Regions from separate parts of the Homo sapiens genome. Here region 2 is linked to region 1. A link is an interaction called in ENCODE POLR2A ChIA-PET data of the cell type or tissue named here. Cell type or tissue: GM12878. All regions are shown on one strand. Each heading gives the region's core, and the rest is flanking DNA. Links, peaks and the distances in the headings are about the cores only.

Region 1 (4,395 bases), core at 279-4,278:
AGTTCCAAACTTTCCCACATTTTCCTGTCTTCTGAGCCCTCCAAACTGTTCCAGTCTCTGCCTGTTACCCAGTTCCAAAGTCACTCCCACATTTTTGGGCATCTTTTCAGCAGTGCCCCACTCTACTGGTACCAATTTACCATTTTAGTCCGTTTTCATGCTGCTGATAAAGACATTCCCGAGACTGGCAATTTACAAAAGAAGGAGATTTATTGGACTTATGGTTCCATGTGGCTGGGAAGGCCTCACAGTCATGGTGGAAGGTGAAAGACACGTTTCACATGGCAGCAGACAAGAGAAAAGAGAGCTTGTGCAGAGGAACTCCTCTTTTTAAAACCATCAGATCTCATGAGACTTATTCACTATCATGAGAATAGCATGGGAAAGGCTTGCCCCCATGATTCAATTACCTCCCACCAAGTCCCTCCCACAACACGTGGGAATTCAAGATGAGATTTGGGTGGGGACACAGCCAAACCATATCACCAATACTAGTTAATGGAAAGGACCTGTGTCTTTGAACAGGGCAAAGGGTTCTGGGAGCCAGTTGGCTGCGATTTGTAACCAGGAACAAGAGGAAAAGAATCCAAGGGAGAAGAGCTGCTGGGGCAGCAACAGAGAACTGAGCCCAGCTGAGAAAGGAAAAAATGCCAGAGTCCTCCTGTGCCTCCCCTCTAATTCTCCTCTGCCACACTTGGGATGGGCTCAGTATCTCCAAGTTCAGTGCTCAAGCAGACTGAGATGCCAGTTTCCAGTTCTGGCAGGTTCTCCCAGTCCAAACCCCCATCACATTTCCTGGGTGATGAAGGCTGAAGGACAAGGGAGGGGACAGCCTCAGCACTTCCCCCAAGCCATCTGCCACTTGCTCGAGCTTCTCTCATTATCTGCTGGGTAGAGATGAGGGGCAAACTGAGGTGGGGCCGATCTGCCTCTCTGTATACCCTAGAGGATGAATCTGGACCTTCAAAGTTGATTGTTCTCTGTAGAAAGTAAGGTCGTTAGCACTTCTTGGTACTTACTCAGCTTTAGGCCTAAGTTATGGATTTTAAAATAGCAGTTACATCCCATTCAACATCCTATTACAAAAATATCAGAGCAAAAGCTGAAATTCTCCTTCTTCACACATACTCCCCAATCTTACCTCCTTTACTTAACTTTCTTTTCTAAAAAGCTTTGAAAGAACTAAACAATGCAGAAAGTAACATAGCAGGCACTGTTGTACCAATTACCCACTACTACTCAGAATGACCAAATGTAGCATATTTTCCCATTTTCTCCCAATGTTCAAAATAAAAGGAATATAACATTATAGAGAAAGTTGAAATCTCTTTGTTCATCCCAAACCGCGTCATATACCTCTTCCTGAAGGTAATTACTGTCATGAAGTTGCTATGTATCCTTTATTTTTTTAACTATGCATTAATTAACCAGCAAACCGTACATATCATTTATTTATATAAGTTATATGCTATGTGTTTTGTTCTGCAAATTTATTTTTACTCGTTGCCATGCTTTTGAGATCTTTGTTAATTAAAAAACCTCATTCATTTTAACTTCTATGTAGTAATCTATTGTATTAATATTCCAAATTTTGTTTAAGTGTTCCCTTTTGATGGACAATTAGATTATTTGTAATTATCATTGTTACTGTTATAAGCAAAGGTACAGTGAACATATTTATCTACATGACCCTGAACACACATGCGAGATTTCCTCTAGGACATACAGCTAAAAGAGAAATTATTTGGCCAGATACATGGCCAATTGATTTCTATATTTCAGTAGAAAACTTGTCTTGAATAGGAGTTGTGTGTGTGTGTGTCCTATTTCCACATGACCCATCTGGGTCCCCTGTGGTGAATAAGGTCTCCCACTGGTGACTTGAGGTTCTCCTGCAGATCCTATTTGTGAGCCATTGGGCATCTTAGCTCAATTCATGGTGGGCTGACTGTCCATGTTTCCTTCAGCCACCCTGGACGGCAGCTGTGTGCCGGGTGAGTTAGAGGATGAATTGCAGCTCTATAATGATCTGTTTTCATTATCAGAGGAGTCCTTCTCAACTCTCGTTTCTCGCTGACTGCTTCTCCTTTCCATAGCCTGACTTGAGTTCTTGCCTGCTTTGACCATGAGAACTGAAAATTGAGGACTAGTAAGTATAAGCCCTTCCTGGGGCTCCTATCACATGGCATGTGCCCATTGGAATGGTAAAATTGAGGACAAATGTAAAACAAAACAAAACAACAAAACAAAACAAAACAAAACCTTTCTCCAGCACTAACAGCTGGTGGGCTTAAGAATTATTCAGGTTAAGTTGAATTGACTTCAAGTTTGAGCTGACTTGGTCTGTGAAGTTGTATGGACTTCTAATCACCAGAAATCCTCAGCTCTGCCTCAGTCTAAAATTACCGAGTCCCTTCCTTTGAGTCAAGAAGATAAGTCAAACTATTCTAGAAAAGCCACCATCCCTCTAGGACCTCATGTATTAATGTAGGGTATGGGCTGGGCTGCTGACTCAAACAATATATTCCTCTCCTGTGCAATAAGGCAAGTGGAAGCTTTTCCCCATGGGTTAATCCAGTCACATAATTTCTTCTATTGCATCCTCCCCTCACCACCTCTGTGGAGCACCAAGTCTCTATTCCAGCTCACACACACAGGAAATGGCAAAAAAAGAAGTGGGGAGTGAAAGCTTTCTTTGAAAAATGAGATGTGAAAGTTGCACATATCTCTTCTGCTTCTATCTGTTTGCCAAAATTTAGTTATAAGGCCACCCCTTCATGCAAGGGATGCTGTGAAATGTACATTTAGCTGGGTAGCAACTGTCCTGCTAAAATCCAGTGGGAAGAGTGCTCCCTTATTAAAACGAAGAAGGGGAAAACGTATCTTGGGAATATTTAGCAATCTCTGCCTCATCTGGCACTATATTTTGATACCTGCACAGGTAAGAAAAATCCACTCACGTAATACGAAGTCAAACCATAACCTATCTACATATTTAGATCTATCTATCTACAACTATCTATAGTTCATCAATTCTAACACACGTTTTACACCATAGCAGCTCAGCTCTCAAACTGGAATGTCTCTTCACAGTTGATGGTGTCTTATGGTCTCTGCCAGCCAGAAAGCAGTAATGGTGTGGTTGTCATTGCCTGCACATTCATAAACTTAGCCATTTAAAGGATAAGCTCTCCACAGGTGCGAAAAAACCCCAAACATTTAAGACCATTTGAGAAAGGAATGTGAGTGTTGGCCTTGCCTTGTAATCTTCTGTTGACACCTGAAAAAAATCAAGGATGTTCCAGCATCAAAAGTTGCAGAATGGGTGTCAGCTTCTTGGAAGAAAATTCCAGAGAAAAGAGAGGAATCCTCAGAAGAAATGCATCACCAATGCTCTTGATAGCATGAGGAACAGAAATACACAGAAAAATTATAAACTTTAATGATTCTGAGTTGAAAAATAAATTATAAGACTTTGAATGTAGATATGTAGAATTCTCTATTTAGTGTATGTTTTAGCATGATATATGCTAAAAGTCTATTCTAAATAAGCCCAAAAGAGCTTTAAGCAATATGAAAACATCGAGGCTATCAAAATATTATCCCAAACTTGGAAATAGACAAGAGAGATTTATTTTTAGTGCAGTGCTAGGTTTGATTTTCTATTTGGCTATTTTATAATTTTATAGAGGTAGAGTTTAGATTGTAGATTTAGTCCAGTAGAAATGCAAATCATTTCTATCCCATGAAATGGATAAGCCCAATGATATGGCTATAGCTTTGTCTGATATTAATCAGATTTTTGCTTTGTTTTCTTCAAATTTAACCCAACAATCTAGTAAATCACCTATATATACACCCAACTTCTCAAATCCCATTTGGACTCGTTTAATATTATGCTTGTTCTCTTAATAATTAGCAAGTTGAATAAAATCTTTGATGTGCTTACTTTAAGTTTGCATGAGAGTTTTCTTCTTCCTTTAACAAATCATAGGACACTTGGCAGCATTTCTTTAGTGATGCAGAAAATAATGGCATGACTTGCAATTGATGGCATGCTAAGTTCGATGGATTATGGTATTGCTGCTGCCTCAATTTCTATTTCATCAGCAAGCTAGTGAAAAGGAAATTAGGGTGACCAAATCACAAATGTTGTAGGCATGACATCTCAAAATGTTTTGATGAAGCTTTAGTCTGGAAACACTCTGCAATAGGCATATGTCATTATTTTGCCTGCTCAGCATCAGAAATGCATTCCTTTGTTTCGGGAATTTCCTATCTGTGATATCTTATGGCACATTGAGATGCTTTCCCACTGCTGAAGCTAACCGTGGCAGATACTTGCTTCCCCAGCCTCCTTTGAAGCTGAGACATAGATATGTTTACACCATCCTG
Region 2 (4,395 bases), core at 67-4,066, 300 kb after region 1:
GACTTAAAAAATATCCACCCACCTCACCCCCATCCCCACACTCCCTTGTACTCTTTTTCTTGGCTTGGAAATTTAATTTTTTTTCAAAGCATGCTCCACTCTAAAATATAGTACATAGCGGAGATGGCGCTACGTAGAGAAAAGGTCATGGGCTTTGGGGCCACATAGCCTGGATTTAAATCCTGGCTTTGCCACCTACTTTCTAGAACATAAGAATGTGAGGTACAGATTGGGGAGCCCCCTTCCCTCCACCAATCCAACCCAATGCAAGGTTGGAAAGATTGCTCATAGCTAAGAACAGAAGGTGCCACACCGTGCCACAGAGTTTCTAAGAGGGAGTGAACCAACAGCACCTTTATGATGACTTCTCTCTCGTCTTTATTAAGGAAATGAGAGAAAAGAATAGAAAGTTCCCTTCCTGTGCAATCAGTGACTCCTGACTTGCCCCACCCCACCCCACCACCACCACCACTTCCCTCAACCTCCCATCTTAGTCAGGTCCTGGCTCAGCTGAGCACTAAACCACTGAACTGACAGATAGCCTGATGATGCAAGGGTATGGGAGAAAGTGGAGCAGAAAGGGTGAATGGGAGGTTGAGGGGTCAGGGAAGACAGCTTGGCTTCTTACCACTCAATGGAGGAACAAAGATAGAAACTTTCTCCATGTAGGTCAATCAAGAAAATAGTGTAGAAAGTAGCTGAGACCTAGGCCATCATGATATGGTCACTCCAAAACCCATCCATCAAGGATGGTGAAAAGAGACGGTGGTGAAATGGACTGAGGGGCGGACTTCACATGTGCAGTGAGGGTGGACAGGTGCTTCAGTGAGTTCCCTCCTTCACCACTACCAGCCAAAGAACCAATCCACGAACCCAGAGGAAAGCCCACCTATGCAACCAAGAGGTAGCACATTTTCTGTGGGTCAAACAACAGAAGAGGAGACTGAGCCAAGACAATCTGCCCACCACTGACAAACAGGCAAACACACAGGTAACTCCTTCCTCTATCACCTGCCCCAGGCACCAACATCAGTGTTGCTAGGCCTAAGACATAGATAGGATGGAGAGAGATGAGACCAACACTGTAACAATCAGACAAGACTACAAATCACTGAGTCATGCTAAATGTATTTGATGCACTGAGATACCTTTTTATTTATTTTATTTTATTTTTTATTTATTTATTTAATTTTTGAGACAGAGTCTTGCTCTGTTGCCCAGGCTGGAGTGCAGTGGCGCAATCTTAGCTCACTGCAATCGCCGCCTCCTGGGTTCAAGCAATTCTCCTGCCTCAGCATTCCAAGTAGCTGGATTACAGGCAACTGCCACCACGTCTGGCTAATTTTTGTATTTTTATTAGAGATGGGGTTCCACCATGTTGGCCAGGCTTGTCTTCAGCTCCTGACCTAAAATGACCCACCCCCCTCGGCCTCCCAAAGTGCTGGGATTACAGGCGTGAGCCACTGCGCCTGAGATACTGTTAAAACTCAGTTTTACATTTTCCCCTCCAGCTAGTGTGTCTAAGGTAGACACTGGTCAAAACTGTTGATATTCATTATTTGGAAATATAAAAGCAGTCGGTGCTTGTCTTTTCCTGATGTGGCGCATTTCTCAACCAAGCCTGCCTGTTATACTCTCTGTACAACCCTGGCCAAATTCTTTAACCTCCTGAACTGCCTTCCTATTCTGAAGATCAACCCATCTCACAGCACTGCAGGTTAAGAAAGCTCCTGCACAAAACCCTTAAATGTTAGTTCCCTGGCACCGAGAAGTAGGTGGGAAGTTGGCTTAGCCAGAGAAGTAGTAAATTATCTATTCTACCCTTTTGTAGACATTAACTACATTGCTAGAGAAAGAGAACATGCCCTCTTGTTCTTTTTCCTCCTACCGGTCACAGCTTAAATGTCACTTTCTCAGGGAGGTCTGTCTTGGCCACCCTACCCAAAGAAGGTGGTGTCCTGTTTTATTCTTTAGTACATTTCCTGTTATTTCCTCCGCAGTCCTAATCAGGACGTGAGCTTAGTAATTAACTTACTTGTCAAGTTGTTTCTTATCTCCATGCTGCCCCTGTTACATTACCCGAGGTCAGGCCCCTCTCTGTTTTCTCCCTCTTGTATTTCCAGTGCCTTTAAATTTGTACCACTTAAATGTGGTAAATCTTGTTCCTGAAGGTTCCAGGGCCTTGACTTGCATGTTCTTTTCCCTTATTTAAAGAATCTGAAATAAATTATCTACTTAGTTTGGTCCTTCCTGTGGCTGTTTGCTTGCTTTGGCAGAGTGAAAGTGAAATGTATTTTAATTTTTTTTTAACTTTACAGAAGCCATTAATATAAACCACAGAAATGGTGAGTTTCAATACCTGAAGTTCTGTGAATAATTACTGGGTGGAGCTATTCACACAGGCAATTTTCTGCTTTCCCCATGAGATAAAACCCCAAAAATGTGTTACTATAGCAGCCTGTTTCCTTACTGAGACAGAAACAAAGCAACCTATGAATTAACGTCAACCATTCCCCTGTACTGTGTATCCTCCCAGTTCTTAGTCTCAATGTGCCAGCAGATACACCAAATGTTGGGTTAGTGAAATGTCTGACACCTACACATGTGGAATAAAACGTGCATGTACACAAACTATAATTTAGCAGTATCAGTAGTAACTGCAAACTGAAAAAACAAAAAGGAAGTTGCATTTAAACATAGTGGTGGGCAGTCACCTCAACAGCATTGGGAAAGGGCTGTGCCCTAATTTGGGAAAATTTTCTCATTTTCCTGTTGACTTTGGCCCAGCAAAACGAATGGATTCCATTGGGATGCTCCCTGGTGAAAATCCTACCATCCTGAGCAAATTCAATGGCCAGCTCATGTCCAGTTCCTGTCATTAGTCAGGTTTCACATGAACAAGTGTGGTTTTCCAGAGCTAAGTACTTTCCACAGACAAAGCACCATAAAGCCACTTCTGTGACAGTGAAGTGAAGGCAGTGACATGTGGAACCCTTGTGGAATCTAGAGAAAGGGCTCAGAAAGCCCCCTATGCACCCATGGCTGGGCTCCCAAGAGGCCCCATCTAGTCCAAGATGGTTTCTCAGAAGCACTGAATCCAGAAGGCCATTTAGTAAGCAAAGTCATTTCTCATGGCATTGGTCCCTTTAGAAGCATCCTCCAGGTATGTCCAATGGGAGAGGACATGGTGGGACTGACTTAGAGAGACCCAAGTAGAAACTGCCTTTGGGCGGGGTCCAGTGGCTCCAGCCTGTAATCCCAACACTTTGGGAGGCCAAGGTGGGAGGATCACTTAGGCCCAAGAGTTCAAGGCCAGCCTGGCCAACATAGTGAGAACTTGTCTCTACAAAAATTTTTTTAAAAAGTTAGCCAGGTGTGGTGGCACATGTCTGTGACCCCAGCCACTCAGGAGGCTGAGGCAGGAGGATCGCTTGAGCCCAGGAGGTCGAGGCTACAGTGATCTGAGATCATGCCACTGCCCTTCAGCCTGGGTGACAGAGCGAGACCTCCATCTCTAAAACGCAAACAAACAGACAAACAAAAAACCCAAACCTGCCTCTGAAGAGCAGATCTTTGCTCCTCAAAGTGAGCCAGGACCCACAGCATTACATTTCTGATGCAAAGCCGCAGGCCCACGCCAGACCTGCCGACTGAGAAACTGCATGTTCACAAAAACCCACAAGAGTCATGAGCCTAGTGAAAGATGAGGCACACTTGCTGATTTTGTAGATGCTCAAAATAAACTTTGTAGAAAAATAGGCCTGGCAAATATGAGCTCATGGAGGAGAGGAATGGTGCTTTACTCTTTTTTTTTTTTTTTTTTTTGAGAGGAGTCTCCCTCTGTTGCCCAGGCTGGAGTGCAGTGGCGCAATCTTGGCTCACTGCAAGCTCCGCCTCCTGGGTTCACGCCATTCTCCTGCCTCAGCCTCCTGAGTAGCTGGGACTACAGGTGCCTGCCACCACGCCTGGCTAATTTTTTCTATTTTTAGTAGAGATGGGGTTTCACCATGTTAACCAGGATAGTCTCGGTCTTCTGATCTCGTTATCAGCCCGCCTCTGCCTCCCAAAGTGCTGGGAGTACAGGCATGAGCCACCGCGCCCGGCCACTTTACTCATTTTTTAACTACCAGTGCCTGTAGAAAACTAAGCATATGAAATATGAGTTGAACAAATGAGTGGATAAAGTGAGGGATTACTGCACTGTGTGGACACTGTCCTGGGCCACACAGAGCCCCTTTTAGCCATTCATCTCATCTACCATCTCCGACTCCCCATGTCCCGTGACACAGGATATCCAAGGCCTGGGTTTTGAGTCCTGGTTCTACTTCTTCCAACATTGGGCAGGCCACCCTTGCTCTACACCTCAGTTTCCCCAGCTGGAGGTAAAATATAATA

Evidence for each region. Peaks named below come from ENCODE experiments on the same cell type or tissue, not always from the same donor. Only the 100,000 strongest peaks of a DNase experiment are listed, where the experiment ranks them.
Region 2: POLR2A ChIA-PET joins it to region 1 with 6 read pairs; 2 of 35 experiments call an interaction of 5 or more read pairs at or near these places.

Annotation. Positions count from the first base shown.
Region 1 is chr2:37,547,731-37,552,125 of GRCh38, forward strand. No RefSeq gene overlaps it. Among named protein-coding and RNA genes, the nearest start is that of LINC03063, 13 kb to the right of the region's middle. In GM12878, for the core only: no CTCF peak of the experiment used is centred there; a DNase peak (open chromatin) is centred at 2,062; H3K4me3 peaks cover 539 bases; H3K27ac peaks cover 2,789 bases.
Region 2 is chr2:37,849,628-37,854,022 of GRCh38, forward strand. All of the region lies in intron 2 of PIRAT1 (PU.1 (SPI1) induced regulator of S100A8 and S100A9 alarmin transcription 1), which reads right to left. Among named protein-coding and RNA genes, the nearest start is that of PIRAT1, 24 kb to the right of the region's middle. RefSeq lists a silencer at 4,057-4,106. In GM12878, for the core only: a CTCF peak has its summit at 2,385; DNase peaks (open chromatin) are centred at 2,034, 2,434 and 2,929; H3K4me3 peaks cover 330 bases; H3K27ac peaks cover 2,077 bases.